Linked DNA regions of Homo sapiens: region 2 is linked to region 1. The links are chromatin contacts, found by Hi-C or POLR2A ChIA-PET in ENCODE. All regions are on one chromosome and are shown on one strand. The core of a region is the stretch at or near the end of the contact, and the rest is flanking DNA. Distances in the headings are between cores, read along the strand shown. Region 1 holds the start of NRAL (NRF2 regulation associated lncRNA). Region 2 has its middle 52 kb from the start of NRAL.

Evidence for each region. Hi-C counts contacts between places; a loop is a spot of excess contacts on that map. ChIA-PET counts read pairs that join two places held with the same protein, here RNA polymerase II (POLR2A). Pooled maps may share reads with other maps.
Region 2: a pooled map shows a loop between it and region 1 (2.3-fold over the local background). The contact joins the enhancer-like site here to the promoter of NRAL in region 1. A Hi-C loop is called at or near these places in 4 of 168 maps with a recorded cell type or tissue (endothelial cell of hepatic sinusoid, endothelial cell of umbilical vein, heart right ventricle and 1 more), 1 of 37 single-sample maps with no recorded cell type and 10 of 50 pooled maps. POLR2A ChIA-PET finds 5 or more read pairs at or near these places in 4 of 52 experiments (MCF 10A, PC-3, SK-N-SH and 1 more).

The regions. Positions count from the first base shown.
Region 1 is chr2:176,506,129-176,509,108 of GRCh38, reverse strand. NRAL (NRF2 regulation associated lncRNA) reads left to right here and starts at 1,407. Exons shown (of 2, transcript NR_186236.1): 1 at 1,407-1,609; 2 at 2,573-2,864.
Region 2 is chr2:176,454,552-176,457,531 of GRCh38, reverse strand. No RefSeq gene overlaps it. Among named protein-coding and RNA genes, the nearest start is that of NRAL, 52 kb to the left of the region's middle. RefSeq lists silencers at 2,331-2,380, 2,297-2,591. Within about 2 kb of position 1,456, at least 9 of the 41 ENCODE cell types and tissues checked have a DNase peak (open chromatin) inside an H3K27ac peak, as active enhancers do; they include heart right ventricle and sigmoid colon, where a contact is called at or near this core.

The DNA.
Region 1 (2,980 bases), core at 158-2,657:
TGGCTTTGCAAACGAAGACACCAAAATGCACAGCTAAATTAGTCAGAGCCTGCAGTAGGCAGAATATGGCCCTCCAAAGATGTTCATGTACCAATCCCCAGAACCTTTGAATATGTTACCTTACATGGCAAGAGGGACTTTGCAGATGTTATGAAGGTTAAAGACCTTGAGATGGAAAGATTATCCTGGATTATACAGGTGGTCCCAATCTAATTACAAGGGTCCTTAAAAGTGACAGAGAAAATCAGAGAGTCAGAGGGAGACATGACAATGGAAAAAGTGTCAGAGAGATGCAACCTATCTGTCTTTGAAAACGGAGAAAGGGGTGGGGTGTGAACCAAGAAATATGGACAGTTTCTAGAAGCTGAAAAAGGCAGAGATTCTCCCCAAACTCTGCCAACACCTGATTTTAGACCAGTGAGACCCGCATTGAACTTCTGACCTGCAGAACTATAAGGTAATATATTTATGCTGTATAAGCAACTAACTCTGTGGTAACTTGTTACAACAGTGATAAGAAACTAGTAGAGAGTGGGTGATATCTCACTAGAATGAGTTAAAAGTGTGGTTGGGCAGTGGTTTCCAGAATTTGACTGGTGTCCTTATAAGAAGCAAGGATTGAGACACAGACAGTTTATGACATATAAATAGGCTAATGTCTAAGATGGCATCCAAACTATTTTCTTTGTGTGTGTATATGTTTGTGTGTGTTTAAATCTGAATTTTAGTTATTAAACAAATGTGATTTCATAGGCAGTAGGGGTTCCTTGAGAGAGAAGTGTAACGTTCTACAGATGAGGATGGTTGGCTGCAGAGTGTAGGAGAAATACACAATGAATATCATGTACCTCTTTTCCCACTGGGAAAACAGAGATGATGCCCAGCAGTGTATTGTGGGCCCTGAGAAGCCACAGGGAGCAATGGCCTGGAGGCAGGCCTGAGCACAAGAACCTATGCATTTATTCTCTTTTCAGTTATCTGTGCCACTGAGAACATACCTGAGGAGACAGATAGGTTACCGAGGCTATAAAAACCCGAGATATGTGGTGTGAGACTCATTACTTGCTTTTACTGTCCAAACAATGAGGAAGAGTAATTTGTAAGTATTCTTTTTACAGTGGTGTTGGAAAGGAATTCTTCTTCCTCATTCTTAGTGGTAAAAAGGCACCCATGAGGATAAGTGGGAATTGCATCATGAATTTTTCCTTTGTCCTCAGCAGGATCCTGCTTCTGCATTTGCTAAAAGTGCGATTTATGTGAAATGGACTCCTATGCTCTCTAAAAGTTCACCTACTGGCACAGATCAAACAATAATAGCTGTGTGATAAAATACTTCTGCCCTTATGATGTAATGGAACTGCTCTAAATGTAAATGCTTCAAAGTTCTTTTCCATCTTTGCTTTCCCCAAAGTACAAACAATTTGCCCTTTTATTTTATTTTCCTGCAGACTTGCTCTTTGTACCCCTCCTTGGTTTATGTTCCTGGTGATCGGGTGTTGGGTTTGAAGAACTTTATATAGTATCACAAATACCTAGAACTGATGAGGTCTTTAAGAGTTCATTGAATCCTTTGTTCATCTAATTTGGGGCTTCACCCAAGATAGCTGAGGTATAAGATGTTTACCATACTCCTAAAGATGCACTGGCTTGGAGACTGACTATTATGGGCTGAATTGAGTCTCGTCATCCCTCCAAGTTTATACGCTACAGTCCTAACTCCCCAGTAACTCAGAATATGACTGTATTATTTCATGATACAGTCTTTGAAGATCTAATTAACTTAAAATGAGACCATTAGGGTGACCGCTAATCTAATTTGACTGGTGTCCTTATAAGAAGTGAGGATTGAGGACAGGCATGGTGGCTCATGCTTGTAATCCCAGCACTTTGGGAGGCCGAGGTGGGTGGATCACTTGAGGCCAGGGGTTCGAGACCAGCCTGGCCAACATGGTGAAACACCGTCTCTACTAAAAATAAAATAAAAAAAAAATTAGCTGGGTGCGGTGGCGGGAGCCTGTAATCCCAGCTACTTGGGAGGCTAAGGCAGGAGAATCACTTGAACCCGGGAGGCAGAGATTGCAGTAAGCCAAGACCGTGCCACTGTACTCTAGCCTGGGCGACAGCAAGACTCCATCTTAAAAATAAAAGTGAGGATTGAGACACAAACAGGCACAACAGAGGGAAAACCATCCGAAGACAGAGGAAAAGACGGCCATCTACAAAACAAAAGGAGAGGCCTCAAAAGAAACCAACCCAGGTGACATCTTGATCTTGGGCTTCTAGCCTCCAGGATCATAAGAAAATAAATTTCTATTGTTTAAAACTGGGTGGTTTGCTCACAGCATTAGCAAAATGATAGGGAAACTAAAGCCATTAGTTTGTTTACTGTTAGGAGAATTCTCCTAGGTCTTATAAAAATATCACTAGCTCTAAATAGTGGACTTTTATTTTGTCTTTCATGGAAAGGTTAGCAAGTTCTTTAAAAATATCCTGAATATATTAAGGGAATGTGGAGTGTTATACATAGAAGGGGTATACAGACTACTATTTCAACTACTTCTTTTTTTTACAGATGAGGAAACTGAAAGCCAAAGAGATGAAATGACTCTTCCAAGGTCACCTGCAAGTTGGCAGCCAAGCAAAGATGTCCTGTGTCCAGGACACAGGTCCTGGACCCCTGGCTCTTTGCTTCCTTATATTAGAACAACTCGAAAAATTTCTAAAGAAACCAATGCTGGAAGGTATAACGAGAATCCAGTGAGTGGGGAGTGGAGTATGGGAGCATAGCTTACCAGGATATGGTAGTTATGGGTTCCAATTTTCCCTGATAATAAAAATTGTTCAATATTTTAAATTATTCCAGACCAAACAGTTGTGGGCTTATGTTTCATAATCAATTCAGAGGATTCCCTGGACTTTTAACAATCTACCATTATGTAATATGACTATTTCTCCCCTCTTGGAAGTTGGAAGGCATTTC
Region 2 (2,980 bases), core at 207-2,706, 52 kb after region 1:
ACCTTGATACAGCTGTCTACTTTATAGGACTGTTGTGAATATAAAATGAGATCATCAATGTAAAATTCTGCAAATTATCAGTGGCAATATTAGGAGTGGTATACAGAGGAAGAGGTGGTTTCTACAGAGATCTGGAAAGCAGGTGGCCTTTGGTCTAGGGCTTCAGGGAGGTTGTGGTTAATTCCATGGTCTCTGGAGTCAGACTACTCAGGGTTCTAATCCTGGAGTGGCCCCTTATTTGCTTTGGGAATTTGGGCAAGTTACTTCTCATCTGGCTCATTTTCTTTCACTGCTCAATAGGGGAAATTAAAAGCACCTACTTTATAGGGATGTGGTGAGAACTGAGTGAGAAGTTGGATTGTTGTGCTGGTTTAGTAGATAGTAAGCCCTCCATCAAGGGCAGCTGTTACTCAGGTCCTCCTTTTTAAGAGTGACCTGGGCCAAGCACTTTTCGAATGGCTAAAAAGATAAGGATCAAAACAACCTTCTAAACACCACAGTGCCCTGTGAAAAAATTGTCAGCCTCTTAATAATAGTTCATTGTGATCACTCATCCTACAACTATCTTCTGAAGCCTATCACAGTTACTGAAGCCAAAGTTTTCCTTTATGTAGCTGGTTTGAGATACCTTGTGAATGGCTTTAGAAAGCTCTCGAGCAATTTGGCAGTCCCTGTGTTTCCCTGCAATGGGCTATTGGAAACTCCACTAGAAAGCTGATCATCATTGAATACATTGGTGTCTTCCATAAGAATGATGTCAAAGATGGGGACAGTACTGCTATCTGTCCAGACTCAACAGGACACTAAAGATGGGCTAGGTTCCAGAAGAAGAGGAAACCAATAGGTTCTGTGCATGAAGAACCTACATGTGGCCTCATCTTAGTTAGAGAGGGTTTGGTTCACCATTTCACCTCCCCCCCACCCAACTCGTTTCCATTATATATTCCTGTATTAATGAAATTATGTACTTATTACCCATTTCCTTGGTACTCAAACTGTAGTGTGTATCAGAATAACCCAGAGAGCTTGTACAAACACAGATTCCTGGGCCGTATACTAAAGTTTCTTCCTCAGTATGTCTGGGATGGGGCACATTTCCATCAGTTTCCCAGGTGACATGATGCTGCTAGTCTACGGAACACAGAGAATCAGTTACCTATCCTAACAGCTGCTTAGGGGAAAATTTTTGTTTAAGGTTGCCTTTCCCTTTAAAACAACTGTGACAGTAGTAGAGCCTTTCAGATAATGTGTGACGCACGCAGCTTGGGAAGTTTCTAAGGGTGGACCTTCTGAGAGGCACTGATTCAGGAGCTGATCAATTGCAGCTGCTCTGATGAAATATCCTATAATCAGTGACTGCTTGTCTTCACAGACCTCCCTTAGCACAAAAGGTTCCCAGACCAGCTGCAGGCTCCCAGCTTCCTGGAGCAGAGCTGCAGCTGGACCTACTTCCCTCTATCCAGGGGACTTGTGGGTGTGTTAAGGGCCTGAGCAGCCTGGCCTCAAGGGTGGACTTCCTCCCCACTTCCTCCCACCTCCTGACGTCAGCCCTCCTGCCAGAACCAGCCTACACTGTCTGGAGGGCAACTGCTGAAGGTTTGGTTGCCATGGCAACTGATCCTCTATCCACTGAGGGGTAGAGGAACCCTGGTGTGTGATTTGATGGGTGGGCTCCACCATTTCCATTTCTCCAGATGAAAGTATTTCATCACTAGAAACTCCTTTTGCAGTAAGCACTTTTCCATCCACGAATCCCGTCTTACAATCCAAACAGTCCTTAGGAGGAATGTGAATTCTTTCATCAAATGGAGCCTGGTACCAGCCTCAGAGGAGAAATTGCCAGACCTCATCCACGAAGAGAGGCTGACAGCAGCAATGCTACCTCCTTAACAATTGCACCAAAGTCCTGCTGTGAGGTACTTGCTGAGGGTGGAGAGTGACTGCCACCACAACAAACTGAGGTTGAGACCAATAGCTCTCCCTACAGATGGTGACATTTTTTAAAATCTCATGATTAAAAAGCTGAAGACTAGGGATGATCGCCAAACACCTGACCAGTCTGCCATCGTGATGAATAAATGTCCTTTGAGATTGGAATCCTACTGAACAGCACACTTTGTTGATGTTTCAGGACAAATGCACCTTCATGTTTTATTTTATATTTTATTTTGCTGTCAGCTATTTTAAGATCTTGAATCAGGTTACACATAAAAGAACTAGAGCCAGGATGTTTGGGAAATTAACAGATGATATTTAGCAAACATTTTGACGGGTCATAAAGAAACATCTGGGAGAGATGTCTGGGACCACGAGTTGTGTGCTGGGGGAAGGAGGCCCCTCTCCAGCAGCTGCATTAGGTTTCTGGGCTGAGCTGAGCTAAATCTTCAGAACGGATGACCGTGCAGTTCAAAGAGTCCCCAGCAGGGGGCACCCTTTTGCAGTAAACTCTCTCGGTTTTATAGCTTTGCTCTGCAGCAGCCGACCTTACAGATAATTGATATTTTGATTTCTCTAACCCTCTGCTTCCTCCTTCAAAGCAGACACTCCCCTCTAGGAAGCCTTCCTCCCACCTCTTATGAAAATGGACATTTTGATGAGTAGTGGTTCTTATAGCAAGGATTAAAAGCAAAATCTGAGGAAAGATGACTGTCAAGGAAATTAAATATAGATTATGAAGAAGGTTGAATACATGCCCACAAAAGTTTCAAGATAGGCTTGCCTGATTTTCATGATCAACTCAAAGGGCACAAGACATTTCTAGACTGTCTCATAAAAGCCTGCATCAATAATGCATATGTGTATCAGTATAAAACTGGCCTCCAGTTATTTAATTTCTCAAGGGTCAACTGTGTTCCTTGGCAACTTAAGCCTGTGTGGAAAGCACCTCATGTTCCCCTGGCAGTGCATAAATAATTATAATAAATAATCCACTCATTAGCTGAAATAATTAACCCTGTTTTAGACAATCCAAAAACATCTT